Regions from separate parts of the Mus musculus genome. Here region 1 is linked to region 2. Evidence: chromatin contacts called from ENCODE Hi-C or POLR2A ChIA-PET data. All regions are on one chromosome and are shown on one strand. Each heading gives the region's core, a stretch centred on a gene start or an enhancer-like site at or near the end of the contact. The rest is flanking DNA. Distances are from core to core; before and after follow the strand shown.

Region 1 (6,368 bases), core at 872-3,371, 44 kb after region 2:
ACTTTAATCCCAGCACTCGGGAGGCAGAGGCAGGCAGATTTCTGAGTTCGAGGCCAGCCTGGTCTACAGAGTGAGTTCCAGGACAGCCAGGGCTATACAGAGAAACCCTGTCTTGAAACAAACAAACAAACAAACAAACAAACAAACAGGAATAAAGGGATAGAAGCTGGAAAGACTAATGGGATGAGGAGGTATTTAGGGTAGGTCTATTTGGCTGTCCCCTAAAACAGAGACAGAGCTAACTCATAGGGGAAGCTGGGTGGATAGTGCCCTGGACTGGAAGCCTGAAGTCCTGAGTCTGAATCTGCTTCTTTTTCTGATCTGCTGTGCGATGTGTCAAGTTTCTGTCTGTGATTAACTGTGTAAGGGAAACCTGGAGAAGAGAAGACATCCAAATTTCCATCTGGGGTTCTTGGACCAGAGGTTAAAAGGGAAAGGATGTTCAGCTTTAGGGGAAGGTACAGATCGTCAGAGGATAAAGAGATAAAGCACACCCCACCCCCACCCCCACCCCACCACGCGGAACCGAGCAGTGACACCAGCAGCTGAGTTTTGGGCTAGTGTCCTCAGTCTCTGGACCCTACTCTCTCCCCTACCCATGCCTCACTCACCTCAGTTCACCTGAGTTGCCCCCAATGAAGCCATAACGGTCAGCCTGGCGATATGGACTGGGCCCACTCAGCTCTGAGTCAGACCCTAGGGAGCTAGAATCATCCTGTAGTTCTGATAACAAGTCCTCTCCCAGGGCCTGGGCCATTCTGCCCTGGACCCCAGTGTCACAGGCTGCAAGACATACAGAGAGCCAGTGTGAACAGCCAGACTCAGGCTGGGGATTCCAGCCACCAGTCCTCAGTCACAGGGGACTAAGCCCCCTCTTTTGCTGGGGAGTCGGGTAGACCCTGAGACCAAGTCTCTGTGCAGAGCCCCAGCCCCAAGCCTGGCCCCTACCCCAGCAGCCCGGCTCACCTCCTTGCTGCACCTCACCTCTTCTTCTCACTTCCTCCTCAGTCTCAGCTCAGCAGCTTGCTGGGGGCCCCTCCCTGGTGGGGGGACTCCCCCCTTCCTCTGTGAGGTTCTTCCTGCTTGCCCTAGTGCCAGAGCCACGACCTCCTCCCATCCAGAGGATGCTGGGTGTATTGATTCCCTGGCTGGCCCAAATTGAAGATGACAGGCCACCTTCAGTTTTACCAAGTAAAACCAATTTATGGTTCCAATAATAATTATCCTTTAATGTCATCCCACCCCTCCAACCCCCTGCCCCGGGTTTTTTGTTTTGTTTTGTTTTGAGAGTGAAGGGGTAGTGTGAGAACAGGGTCTTATGTAGCCCAGACAGGAGATGACCCTGAACTTCTGATCCTCCTGTGTCCAGACTCCTGAGTGCAGGAATTTCAGGCACTGGAATTATAGGTTTACGACACCAAGCCTACTTTAATGTTCCTTCCAGAGCCGGAGCTGGAACCTCAGGCCTTGCACATGCTAGACAAGTCCAAGTACTCTACAAAGGACTTACAACATGAACGAGATACAACGTATTACATCACTTATGGAAAAAAAATGGACGTAGCAGGCACCAAGGCAACCTGGACCAAAACACTGCTTAGAGTTCAGTAGCAGGTGTTCATGGGTCTGGCCATAAAGATGGAGGTGAATGTGAGGCTCCGGAGGTCTGGAGCCCACTCTCAGTATCATTAAGCCTTAGTTTCTTTTTCTGCACTTCGAGGAATTTATTTAGTGTTTGAGAAGTCAGCGATTAACATGCTCATACCACAGTCCCACGCAGGGCTGGGGTGGGAGAGACTTGGAAAGAGAAAAACAATTCCTACAGTACTTCCGGCCCTAACTCATCTGAACGCGGCAGGGCGATTCCTCCAGGGTGGAGCCGACCTAACCCCGCCCTACCGAACCCCGGCTCACCACCCCTGCCAGCCCCGCCCGCTCGCCCGAGGCCCTCTCGGGCTGCGGAGCTTCCCGTCCAGGGGAGGCGCTAGAGAGCGGGGAACTACGGACGCGGCAGGGCGGGGCGGGGCGGTCGACCGAAGAGGAGGGGCGGCGGGCCGGGGGCGGGCTGGGGAGGGCGGAAGGAGAGCCAGGCCGGAAGGAGGCTGTAAGAGGGCGGGAGGCAGGAGAGGGCCCGGAGCTGGTGGGCCGGAGCGGCGGCGCCGCCATGTCCGACAGCGAGAAGCTCAACCTGGACTCCATCATCGGGCGCCTGCTGGAAGGTGGGCAGGGGTAGGGAAGGTGCGCTCGCGCCGAGCCCGGGCCCCTCGCCGTCTGGAAGTGGCGCGCGGGCGGCCCGCCGCTCCCGGGGGCTAGCGTCGCTTGGGCGGGGACAGGCCGTGAGGATCCATGGCCACGGCACCCCCCCCCCCCGCGGGCGCCTGGGCTTTGGAGCGCGCTCAGAGGCCGGGGGTGCACGAGTGCCCGGGACTCAGGGTGAGGCTCCTGCGAAGCTAGCTGGGAAGGGATCCCGAAGCGAGGAAGCTTCGGCTGACAGGCTGCTGAGCACAGGCGTTTCTCTGGAGGCCCTCCGGGTGGCTAAGGGGTCGGATCTTGCCTTTGAAGGCCTGACGCAAAGGTTTCGGGGTGAGGGGGTGGGGGCTCACTTGCAACAGTTGCCCCTGTTAGGGGGGCGCGACACCTACCCTCGTCCGGTCTGCGAGGTCAGGGTCCCAAGACCCTATTCCGTACTCAGTGCAGGGCTCACGGCCTGGGAAGAACGTGCAGCTGACAGAGAACGAGATCCGTGGTCTGTGCCTCAAATCCCGGGAGATTTTCCTGAGCCAGCCCATTCTTCTGGAGCTTGAGGCGCCCCTCAAGATCTGTGGTAAATCCTTGCACAGAACCCTTTTGCTTCCTGAAAATAGCCCCTACTCGTGCCCCATTAACCGTGTTCCTCCACCCTTTAACCTATTGCTGGCCCTGGGGTCAAGTTTACATCTTGCACCTACCTAGTTTTCTCTGGTTCCCAGGTGACATCCATGGCCAGTACTATGACCTTCTACGGCTGTTTGAGTATGGTGGCTTCCCTCCAGAGAGCAACTACCTCTTCTTGGGGGATTATGTAGATCGGGGCAAGCAGTCTTTGGAGACCATCTGCCTGTTGCTGGCCTATAAGATCAGATACCCGGAGAATTTCTTTCTACTTCGTGGGAACCATGAGTGTGCCAGCATCAACCGCATTTATGGCTTCTATGATGAATGTAAGTGCTTTGAATGTTGCTGTCTGCCCAGAACTACATTCCCTGCTCTTCATGGGCCCCCTACATTGGTCTAGTGCCAAAAGACCCCCAATGATGAGCCCTGTAGGGCCCCAGCAACACGTCTGTCGTCCTTGGCGCTCAGGAGGGGCCTGGTGAATGGATGTACATGCAGGGCTGCCCATTTGCTAAAGCCACAGCCCTGCCTGATGACACCCCCTTCTAGTACATTCCTTAGTAAACATTTAGGATGCCTGTATGAATAAAACAGACCCACTCCTGGTTTGGCCTCATCCATGGGACCAGAGTGGGTACCACCATCATGGTTGGGCCAGACGAGTTCAGGTGTTGGAATTCTGGAAGGTAGATGAGGGTAGAGCAAAGAGAAGAATGTAAGCTTTCTTTGCTTTTCGGTCTTTTTTTCTCAGCTTTGTCCCTGGATGGGTGCACAGAAACCTAGACTGGGGTTGGGGGTTGGGGGTGTAGTCTTCCCTATGAGCCGCTTCCTTTTGCGCAGGCAAGAGAAGATACAACATCAAACTGTGGAAGACGTTCACTGACTGCTTCAACTGCCTGCCCATTGCAGCCATTGTGGATGAGAAGATCTTCTGCTGCCACGGGGGTGAGAGTGGTTGTGGGTCTGTGCTTGGGTTCTTGGGCCACATCCTTAGGGGCCTTGTAAAGTTAACAGAACTCTTCTCAGTTCCCTGGAATAGCGCTCCTTGAATCTCATCTTGGATATCGCTTATTAGGGGAGATTACCACACCCCCGTTTGTTTTTGAGACTGGCTTTCTGGGTAAAACCCTGACAGTCCTGGAACTCACTTTGTAGACCTGGTTGGCCTTGAACTCACTAGAGCTCCTGCCTATCTCTGACTCCCAAGTGATGGGATTAAAGGCATGCTCCACCCACCAGTTTGGTTGCACTCTTTCCTGTTGTGGCATGAGGCATCCTGTAGTCAACTCATTAATCTCCTTCTGCCCCCCCACCCCCGAGGTCTGCTATCTGTACTTCTAAGTGGTGGTGTCATATAAAGTGAGTTCCAGGACAGCCAAGGCCACAGAGAAATGGGGCCAGTGGGGAAGTAATGGATTCTGTCTCCCTGAACTTAAGGAGCCCAGATTAGCGGTGGGAACAGTGGAGCTGTCCCACCCCAGAGCTGGGCACAGGACAGCACTTGGTTTAAGGAACACTATTCCCACTCCACCACCCCCAGGCCTGTCTCCAGACTTGCAATCCATGGAGCAGATTAGGCGTATTATGCGGCCCACAGACGTGCCTGACCAGGGCCTACTGTGTGATCTCCTGTGGTCTGACCCTGACAAGGATGTTCAAGGCTGGGGCGAGAATGACCGTGGTGTCTCCTTTACCTTTGGGGCTGAGGTGGTAGCCAAGTTCCTGCACAAGCATGATTTGGACCTCATCTGCAGAGCACATCAGGTGGGCTGGTGGCCTGGGGCGGGCTGGGGGTGGGGGTGGGGTGCCTAACTTACAGACTAAACCGTTCCTGCCCTGGCCCAGGTTGTAGAAGATGGCTATGAGTTCTTTGCCAAGAGACAGTTGGTGACACTCTTCTCAGCTCCCAACTACTGTGGAGAGTTTGACAATGCTGGTGCCATGATGAGTGTGGATGAGACCCTCATGTGTTCCTTCCAGGTGGGTGTGGGGAAGAGGCTGCCCAATAGACGCCTGGCTCAACCCCAGGACCCTGATGAGTGTTTTCTCTTCCAGATCCTCAAGCCCGCTGATAAGAATAAGGGCAAGTATGGGCAGTTCAGCGGCCTGAACCCCGGAGGCCGGCCCATCACTCCACCCCGCAATTCTGCCAAAGCCAAGAAATAGCCTCCATGTGCTGCCCTTCTGCCCCAGATCGTTTGTACAGAAATCATGCTGCCATGGGTCACACTGGCCTCTCAGGCCCACCCGTCACGGGGAACACACAGCGTTAAGTGTCTTTCCTTTATTTTTTAAAGAATCAATAGCAGCATCTAATCTCCCAGGGCTCCCTCCCACCAGCACCTGTGGTGGCTGCAAGTGGAATCCTGGGGCCAAGGCTGCAGCTCAGGGCAATGGCAGACCAGATTGTGGGTCTCCAGCCTTGCATGGCTGGCAGCCAGATCCTGGGGCAACCCATCTGGTCTCTTGAATAAAGGTCAAAGCTGGATTCTCACCATAGCCTCTGTCTCTCTTGTCCCGTCCCAGACAGTGGGCCAGCAGTTCTTTGGTACAAAGCCACCTGGGAGGGCAGACTGAGTGGCTGAACATGGGCCCAGCCAGGGCAACACCAGTGACACACAATCAGGTCCAGAGGCTATTAGGATTCTAGGCCAAGGCCCAAGTGTTAGGAAAGAGAAACAGTTCCTTTGGCCCACAGGAGGGTCTGGCGGGGAGTTCATGATTGGCAGAGGGTGTTCAATACTGATCTTCCTGTTTTAGAGGCAGGAGACTGAGGAAGCTAAGTTTCTGGCTTTGGCCAGAATTTGTATTCTAGAGCCTCAAAGTAAAGGATGAGGGATCTGTCAGGTGACAGGTGGGCACCAGAGACATGATTGGTATAGGCTGAATAAATACAGAACACAGACCAAACATGGTTCCTAGGCAGCTCTGCAGCAGACAGCCAAGTGGGGTATGCCTTTTTCCATTTCCATGTCCATGTCTAAGGACTGACGCCCAACTCAGTGGGCGGGCCTGCTTCTGGTCCGTGAGCCTTTGAACACAGACTTTAATTTCTCAAATTCACCCTTCACCATCACTGTCTTCAGCCAGCACAGGGTTGGGACCCTGCGGGGAGTGTACAGGGGCCAGGATGGAGCCAAAGAACAGTGAACGAAACTGGAAAGAGAATAGAGAGAGCCCAGTTAGTCTTGGAAGCTGCTTCCTTCCTTCCTTCCCTCCCTCCCTCAGTTCCTATCCCAACATCCAGCTTTTACCTTCTTGGGTGGGGGAGTCCCAGGCACTGTACTGGGCTCAGCTTCCTCCTCTGAGGTGGGGGCAAGGTCATGGGAGGCCAGGGAGACAGGTGGGAGGGATGTGGAAGGCTGTGCCCCGGAGCCCTCATTGCCTCCAGTGGTTTCCATGGCAATCATGTAACAGTCAATGTCATCACTGGTAAAGTCATCTAAGTGGGGTGTGCTGTAGGCAGAGATAATATCAACATGGTACAGAGAAAA
Region 2 (6,460 bases), core at 3,061-5,560:
GATAGCATGAGGCACTTCCTCTAGGCTGGATCTGATCTCCTCCCAATCTTTTCCTAACTTTCCCCATTCCTGTCTGGTTTTCTGGCTTGGGCACCCAACAAACATGTTCCCACAGAGAAGAGAGGCTTCCAAGAGTCCACAGACTCCAGCAGGAGCCAATGGGCCCAGCACAACCAAGCTGTCTCCGATGCTCATCTATGCCCAGCACACAAAGCCTAGGACAGGAGTTCCCTGGTAAGGTGCAACTAAGAATCAGTAGCAGCCAGGCCTAGATTCAAATCCAGCCCTGTCACGCCCTGCCTTGGTAGGCCGCATGCTCCTGCTCTGAGGGCCCTTTGAGGATTACATAAGAAAGTGAGTGCGGCGCGTGCTAGAGCTTGGCACCTAGTGAGGCTCTGGAGCAGAGGCCACTGACAGAAAAATGGCCCCCAGGGGCTGGGACTGCACAACAGGAAGACAGTGCCACCATCTGACTCGAGGACCTGAGATCCTCTAATTGCTTAGAGGTGTCCTGTGGGTGCCTTGAGGGTAAGAGGCTCAAGAAATCTTCAAAGTCAGACTCCATTCAAGAGCTGAACTAATGTTGCCTGCCACTAGCGACATTAACCCTCAGGGAGGGTTGGACAGGATCTGGGGAAGCTGCAGGTGCAGAGTGCACTAGAATTTGAACCCCAGGATACAGACAAGAAGCTGCCTAAAGGCAGAGAGCCCTGGGTACCGTGGTCCCAGGAGGCCAAAGCCCCGGAGGTCACAGAGCTGAGCTCATTCTTCCTCTCCAGCTGCAGATGTTGTAAGGGAAAAACAACAAAACAAACAGGAAGTTCTGAGGATGGTTTCCCACGTGTTTCTCTCCATGTTTCTCTCCAGTCACTGCCTCGTCACCCAAACCAGTTTTCTCCTCTCAGCCTCTTGTGCTCCCAGATCAGGCCTCCCTCCCTCAGCCCAGATGTCCCCAACGGGGGTGGGGGGTGGTTTATGCTTCGCTTCTAGGATGCCTGCATCTTAGAAAGGCAAGGTGGCAGGCTGCACAGGCAACTGCATTATCATTTCTTAATGTCATTTTTTTCTGATCCGTATGATGGGGGAAATGTGCTGGGTGTGGCTCACTCCTGTAATCGTAGCACTCAAGACGCCAAGGCAAGAGTCTCATAAGTTCAAAGCCAGCCTGGACTACATAGTGAGACCCTGGATCAAAACGGCGAAGGCTCGTGGGACAGGAGCAATGGCTTAGCAACTAAGAGAAGAAAATATTCTTGTAAAGGACCAACGTTGGTTCTCAGCACCCACATATGGCAACTTACACTCATGAAACTCTAGCTCCAGGGGATCCAACATCCCTCCATGGGCACCTACATATACAGACAGATACACATATAAATTAAATTAAATAAATCTAAAGAAAAGAAAGGGCTGGTGATACAGTTCCACAGTAGGGTGCTTGTCTAAAATCCTCAAGGCCCTGGGCTCAGTCACCAGCACTACAAAATAATGGAGCGTATGTTCTCTTGCCTGTGGCTACACGAGAATGCCACAGAATGGCCCAGGCAGTTTCAAATCACACTGGTAGCATGAAGGAACTATTGGCCCTGTCTTAGTCACTCACGAGTCTATTGCTGTGAAGAGACACCGTGACCAAGGCAACTCTCATAAAGGAAAGCATGGGATTGGGAACTTGCTTAATTCATGAGCATCGTAGCAGGGGTGGCAGGCACAGTGCTAGAGATCCACCCCAACCCCCGCACTACCCAATCACAGGCAGAGTGAATGAACACAGTTCCTCCCACAAGGCCACACCTCCTAATCCTTCTAATCTTTATCAAAGAGTTCCACTCCCTGGTGACCAGGCATTCAAATATCCGAGCCTATGGAGGCCATTCTTATTCAAACACCAGAGGCACTAAAGCCAGTGGGAGAGAGATTTCTGAAGCATTTGTTGAATTAATTGCTCTAACAAGTATTTAGTGAACATTTACCAGATAGCTTTCTGGACAGCCTTTCGTTTTAGAGACCATGGATAGGGTCCAGGGCATCTCTAAGGGTTTGGGCCCTGTCTCCACCACTCATTGACTGTGTGGCCTTCAACAAAGTTCTTGGGGACTTAATCTGCCCATTTGTAAGGAGGTTCCTTGGTAGAAAACAAGCCTTCAGTCACTGACGGCCATTATCTGATACACGCGTGAGCACCCTGAGACCCAGTGAGGCCTAGAGCCAGAGCCCTCCTCCCGGCGAGTAGCCTGGGAGCCAATTATATGTCCCCTTACACAGTCATGGTGTCTCCTCCACAGGAAATGACCTCCTCCCCATGTTGTTCGCTGGACTTCACAGGCTCTAAGGGCAGAGCCTAATGTCTGTCTCCTTTGGGGCACTCTGCTCCCTTCTCCTAATAGGGGCCTCGAAGCCTTTTCAACACCGCAGACAGGTCAGAGAATAAAACTTCCCCACCTCCAACTTTAGCCCACCCCATCTCTCAGGGCCCCACCTCCACGGTTCTCAAAGGGAGCCTTTCCCACGTGGGAGAATTGCTACTCAAAAAGAAGGTTTTACAAGATAAGGGGCTTCCTAGGGGCTCACAGCACAGGTTTGGAGAGACTTCAGTCTCAAAACAGTCCCCAGCTCAGGCAACATACTGCGGGGTGTGTGTGTGTGTGTGTGTGTCCGCCTTCCCCCTCCAGGTGAGATGCCTGTGCCTCTTCAAAGGAGCCAGGTGTTGGTTCTGAGAGCTGTGAATAGGAATATTTTGCAATTCTATATTCAGCTCTGCTGCTCATTCGCTCACCCAGCATGAAGTGGTCTCACGCTGGGTGCTGGCTGGGTCTCCCTCTGGGCACTGGAAGGCAGGGTGGAGGCTGGGGGATAAGGGGAGTGCACAAGACAAAGTCCCTGTCTTTCCTTTGCTGGCATGAATCTTAGCAGGGTGCCAAATAATTACACAATGTAGCATCTGGGACTAAGAACGATTAATGGGAACCAGGAACAGGAAGAACTGGGTGAGAGGAGAGCTCAGAAAGACCCACAGGGGAAGTGACACTTGAGGCCTGGGGTCATTGAGGGATGAAGCCTTCCCAAGGCTAGGAAGAGCTTCCAGAAGGAAGAAGGGAGCAGGATGTGTTAGCCTGAGGTGGGAACTGAGGTTTGCTGTCACTGGGACACGTGCTGAGAGGGGACAGTGCTGGGTGCCCTGGGGTCAGACAGGAATTCTGACATAGGAACATGGAACTATGGATTTTATTTGAAGTGGGGTGATGTGGGGGGTGGGGGTGGTACTTAGAACTGTAGCCACCTGGCATCATATGGGCTTCCCTGTGAACATCTGCTACCCAAGTCAAGCCACACTCCTGCCTCCCTAGCTCCAGGTTTTACAAACAGTGAGAAATCCCAAGACATTGGAAATAACAAAGTTGGGCTGAATCCCAGCTGGGAGGTCTCAATCAAGCACCTGTCCTCTCTAGGCCTGTTTCTTCAGAGTATAGTGACCACTGAGGTGGGACACAAGTCCACTTAGCCTCCCACACACAGTTGGGGCCTCATGAAGGCTAAACAAAGCACCTTTACCTCTGCCCTGCCTCTTCCCACGTCCCTCTTCCCTTTCTGGGAAAGACGGCCTCGTATCACCACTGGTTACTGGAGGTAGACACAGAGGAATAGTGTTCTCTTACTACAGTGGGTCCTAACAGGGACACCTACGTCCTCCAGGATGAGAGGAGATAGGGCAAATATGAGGAGGCAAATCCAGGCTCTGATGGGATGGAGGAGAGAAAGGACATGCATTATGCATGGGATCCACTGTCATCCTCTACTTCGATTTTCTCTAAGCCAGAGCAGGAGCCACAGGAGTCCATCAAGATGTAAGAGATTGCCTTTCACCTCTTCAATGTACATATCTGACATCAGGAACCCCCCAACTTTAAAACCCATACCTATGGCAGGGTGTGGTGGCACATGCCTTTAATCCTTGCACAGATATCTGTAAGTTCTTTGCTAGTTCCAGGCCAGCAAGTATGCAGAGTAACAACCTGTCTCAAACACAAAACAAAAAACACGTGAAAACATTGGAGGCGGAGCGAGAGAATACTTTTGGGTAGAACTGGGTAGGGAAATCAGAGGGCAGGCTTCACCCCACCTCAAGAGACTCGCACAGTCTGTACCCGCGGCTCCAAGCAGGCCCGCCCCTTTCAACAAGCAGCCCAGGGCCTGGCGACTAGGCCTTGCCCCGTGGGCGGGACATCCTAAAGCCCCGCCTTCTGCGCGTGACCTTGCCCCGCCCCCGCCTCCCTCGGCTATCACTTCCTGATTCCCGCTTCCTGCTTCCCAGAGGCCGGGATCCGGAGCCGCCCGAGGTCGCCGCCGCAGTCCCCGGCGCCCCTGGGGAGCGGAGAGCGGTGAGCGGTGAGCGGTGAGAGCGGCAGGGACGGACTAGGGGCGCAGACGTGGGCCTGGGGCAGGGGGCGCGAGCCGGAAGAGCGCCTCGCCCCACCTTCATTCCCGACTCCCTCCCACCCCCCAGCCGCCCCTCTCTCCCTTTCTGGGCTGGGATCTTTGGAAGTTGGGTTCCTGGTTCACTTGGACCGTGCTCCAAGGCCACTTTGAGGACCTGGCAGTATCCTCGACCCCTGTTCAGCCAGGGTCCCTAGGCCCGACTTCTGCAGCTCTTTGCACAGTCCCCGGGACTGAGCTGCGGCCTTGCTAGACCAACCAACCCCTTTTGCTGCCTCTTCTCCCCATCACCCAGCCTTCAAACTCTGGGTGTGGAAAGCGCCTTGGAACCATCTGGGACCTACAGAAGATCTAAATTCTGTCTCCCTTTCAGCAGCACACACACACTCAGACCCCTAGCCAGGGAGGGGATGGGGAGGCAGAGAGTGTTGGTCTGCACCTATGAGCCCTTTCTATAACTGGGGAAATAGAGACTCCCAGCTAACGCTGGACCAATTTCCTGGTGACATGCTCTGTGTGTCTCTTTGGAGAGCAGAGCTGATTCAGGTGTCTCTGCCCTCACAGACATGTCCTTCCGAAAAGTTGTGCGGCAGAGCAAATTCCGGCATGTATTCGGTCAGCCGGTCAAGAATGACCAGTGCTATGAGGACATTCGAGTGTCCCGAGTTACCTGGGACAGCACCTTCTGCGCAGTCAACCCCAAGTTCCTGGCAGTGATTGTGGAAGCCAGTGGTGGAGGCGCCTTTATGGTGCTTCCTCTAAACAAGGTGGGCCTCAGCGGGTCAGGGTGGAGAGGACATCTGAGGACACTCTGGTCACACCTGTGGGCAGGGCAGTTTGTGCCACTTCTTGGCCCGTGGCTACTGATGGATTGTTGATGGAAGTAGAAAAAGTGTTTATTGCCACCAAGTGTGGATAAGAGGCTGCAGCAGGCATTTCCTCATATGCTGGGTGGAGCAGACACATCTGGGCCACCAGGAACCAGGGCAGTCACATTATTCTTGCACCTTGGAGGGCCCATAGATACTGGGAGGAATGGAGGTCGGGACTTTGGGTTCTTCTCTGACTGCTCTTCATGACTACAGACGGGCCGCATTGACAAGGCCTACCCGACAGTGTGTGGGCACACGGGGCCTGTTCTGGATATTGACTGGTGTCCCCACAATGATGAAGTCATTGCCAGTGGATCAGAGGACTGCACTGTCATGGTGAGCAAAGGACCGTTCAAGTCAGGGTCTCAGGGTGTGGCTGAAGGATGCTGGCAGCAGGGGCAAGCACAGGCCTGAGCCCATGCTCCGTCTCCCTACCGCAGGTATGGCAGATTCCAGAAAATGGGCTGACCTCCCCTCTGACAGAGCCAGTAGTGGTGCTCGAGGGGCATACCAAGCGCGTGGGCATTATCACCTGGCACCCCACAGCCCGAAATGTGCTTCTCAGTGCAGGTTTGCACCATCCCATACCTACCCCTTGCTCTCCGCCCTTCTCCAGGATGATCCTGGAATGTTCAGCAGCCTCTCACAGGCCAGTCTAACAGGGGAAGTGATGCCTGCAAAGATGGTGGCCCGGATCAGTTCAAGAGGCGGGGGCAGAGTGGGCCTAGTGGGCTGATGGTCCTACGAGTGCATGCCTGGCTACCTGAGCTGATGACCGCTTGCCCATCAGGTTGTGACAATGTGGTACTTATCTGGAATGTGGGCACTGCAGAGGAGCTGTACCGTCTGGACAGCTTGCACCCCGACCTCATCTACAACGTGAGCTGGAACCACAATGGCAGCCTCTTTTGCTCAGCTTGCAAGGACAAGAGCGTCCGAATCATCGATCCTAGGCGGGGCACCCTGGTGGCAGTAGGTATCCCCAAAGGGCAAATATGACAATGTCCAGACTCAGGGCCTTGATCTGCACTGTACTGACCACCTGTCCATCCTACAGGAACGTGAAAAGGCTCACGAGGGGGCCCGGCCCATGCGGGCCATCTTTCTAGCTGACGGGAAGGTGTTCACCACAGGTTTCAGCCGCATGAGTGAAC

Evidence for each region. A loop is a pair of places that touch in the nucleus more often than their neighbours do. ChIA-PET counts read pairs that join two places held with the same protein, here RNA polymerase II (POLR2A).
Region 1: a loop to region 2 is called in a map of heart, with 5 times the contacts of the local background. The contact joins the promoter of Ppp1ca here to the promoter of Coro1b in region 2. A Hi-C loop is called at or near these places in 2 of 37 maps with a recorded cell type or tissue (heart and regulatory T cell). POLR2A ChIA-PET finds 5 or more read pairs at or near these places in 3 of 5 experiments (Patski and embryonic stem cell).

The regions. Positions count from the first base shown.
Region 1 is chr19:4,190,053-4,196,420 of GRCm38, forward strand. Ppp1ca (protein phosphatase 1 catalytic subunit alpha) reads left to right here and starts at 2,122. Exons shown (of 7, transcript NM_031868.2): 1 at 2,122-2,219; 2 at 2,693-2,824; 3 at 2,970-3,200; 4 at 3,715-3,819; 5 at 4,415-4,638; 6 at 4,720-4,854; 7 at 4,930-5,367. The coding sequence starts at 2,165. The coding sequence ends at 5,040. It overlaps Tbc1d10c (TBC1 domain family, member 10c), which reads right to left and starts at 995. Exons shown (of 10, transcript NM_178650.3): 1 at 967-995; 2 at 612-783. The coding sequence starts at 757. Rad9a (RAD9 checkpoint clamp component A) reads right to left here. Exons shown (of 11, transcript NM_011237.2): 10 at 6,129-6,330; 11 at 5,146-6,030. The coding sequence ends at 5,935.
Region 2 is chr19:4,144,344-4,150,803 of GRCm38, forward strand. Coro1b (coronin, actin binding protein 1B) reads left to right here and starts at 4,311. Exons shown (of 11, transcript NM_011778.3): 1 at 4,311-4,393; 2 at 4,999-5,201; 3 at 5,520-5,642; 4 at 5,747-5,876; 5 at 6,097-6,278; 6 at 6,364-6,460. The coding sequence starts at 5,001. Gpr152 (G protein-coupled receptor 152) reads left to right here. Exons shown (of 2, transcript NM_206973.2): 2 at 1-1,398.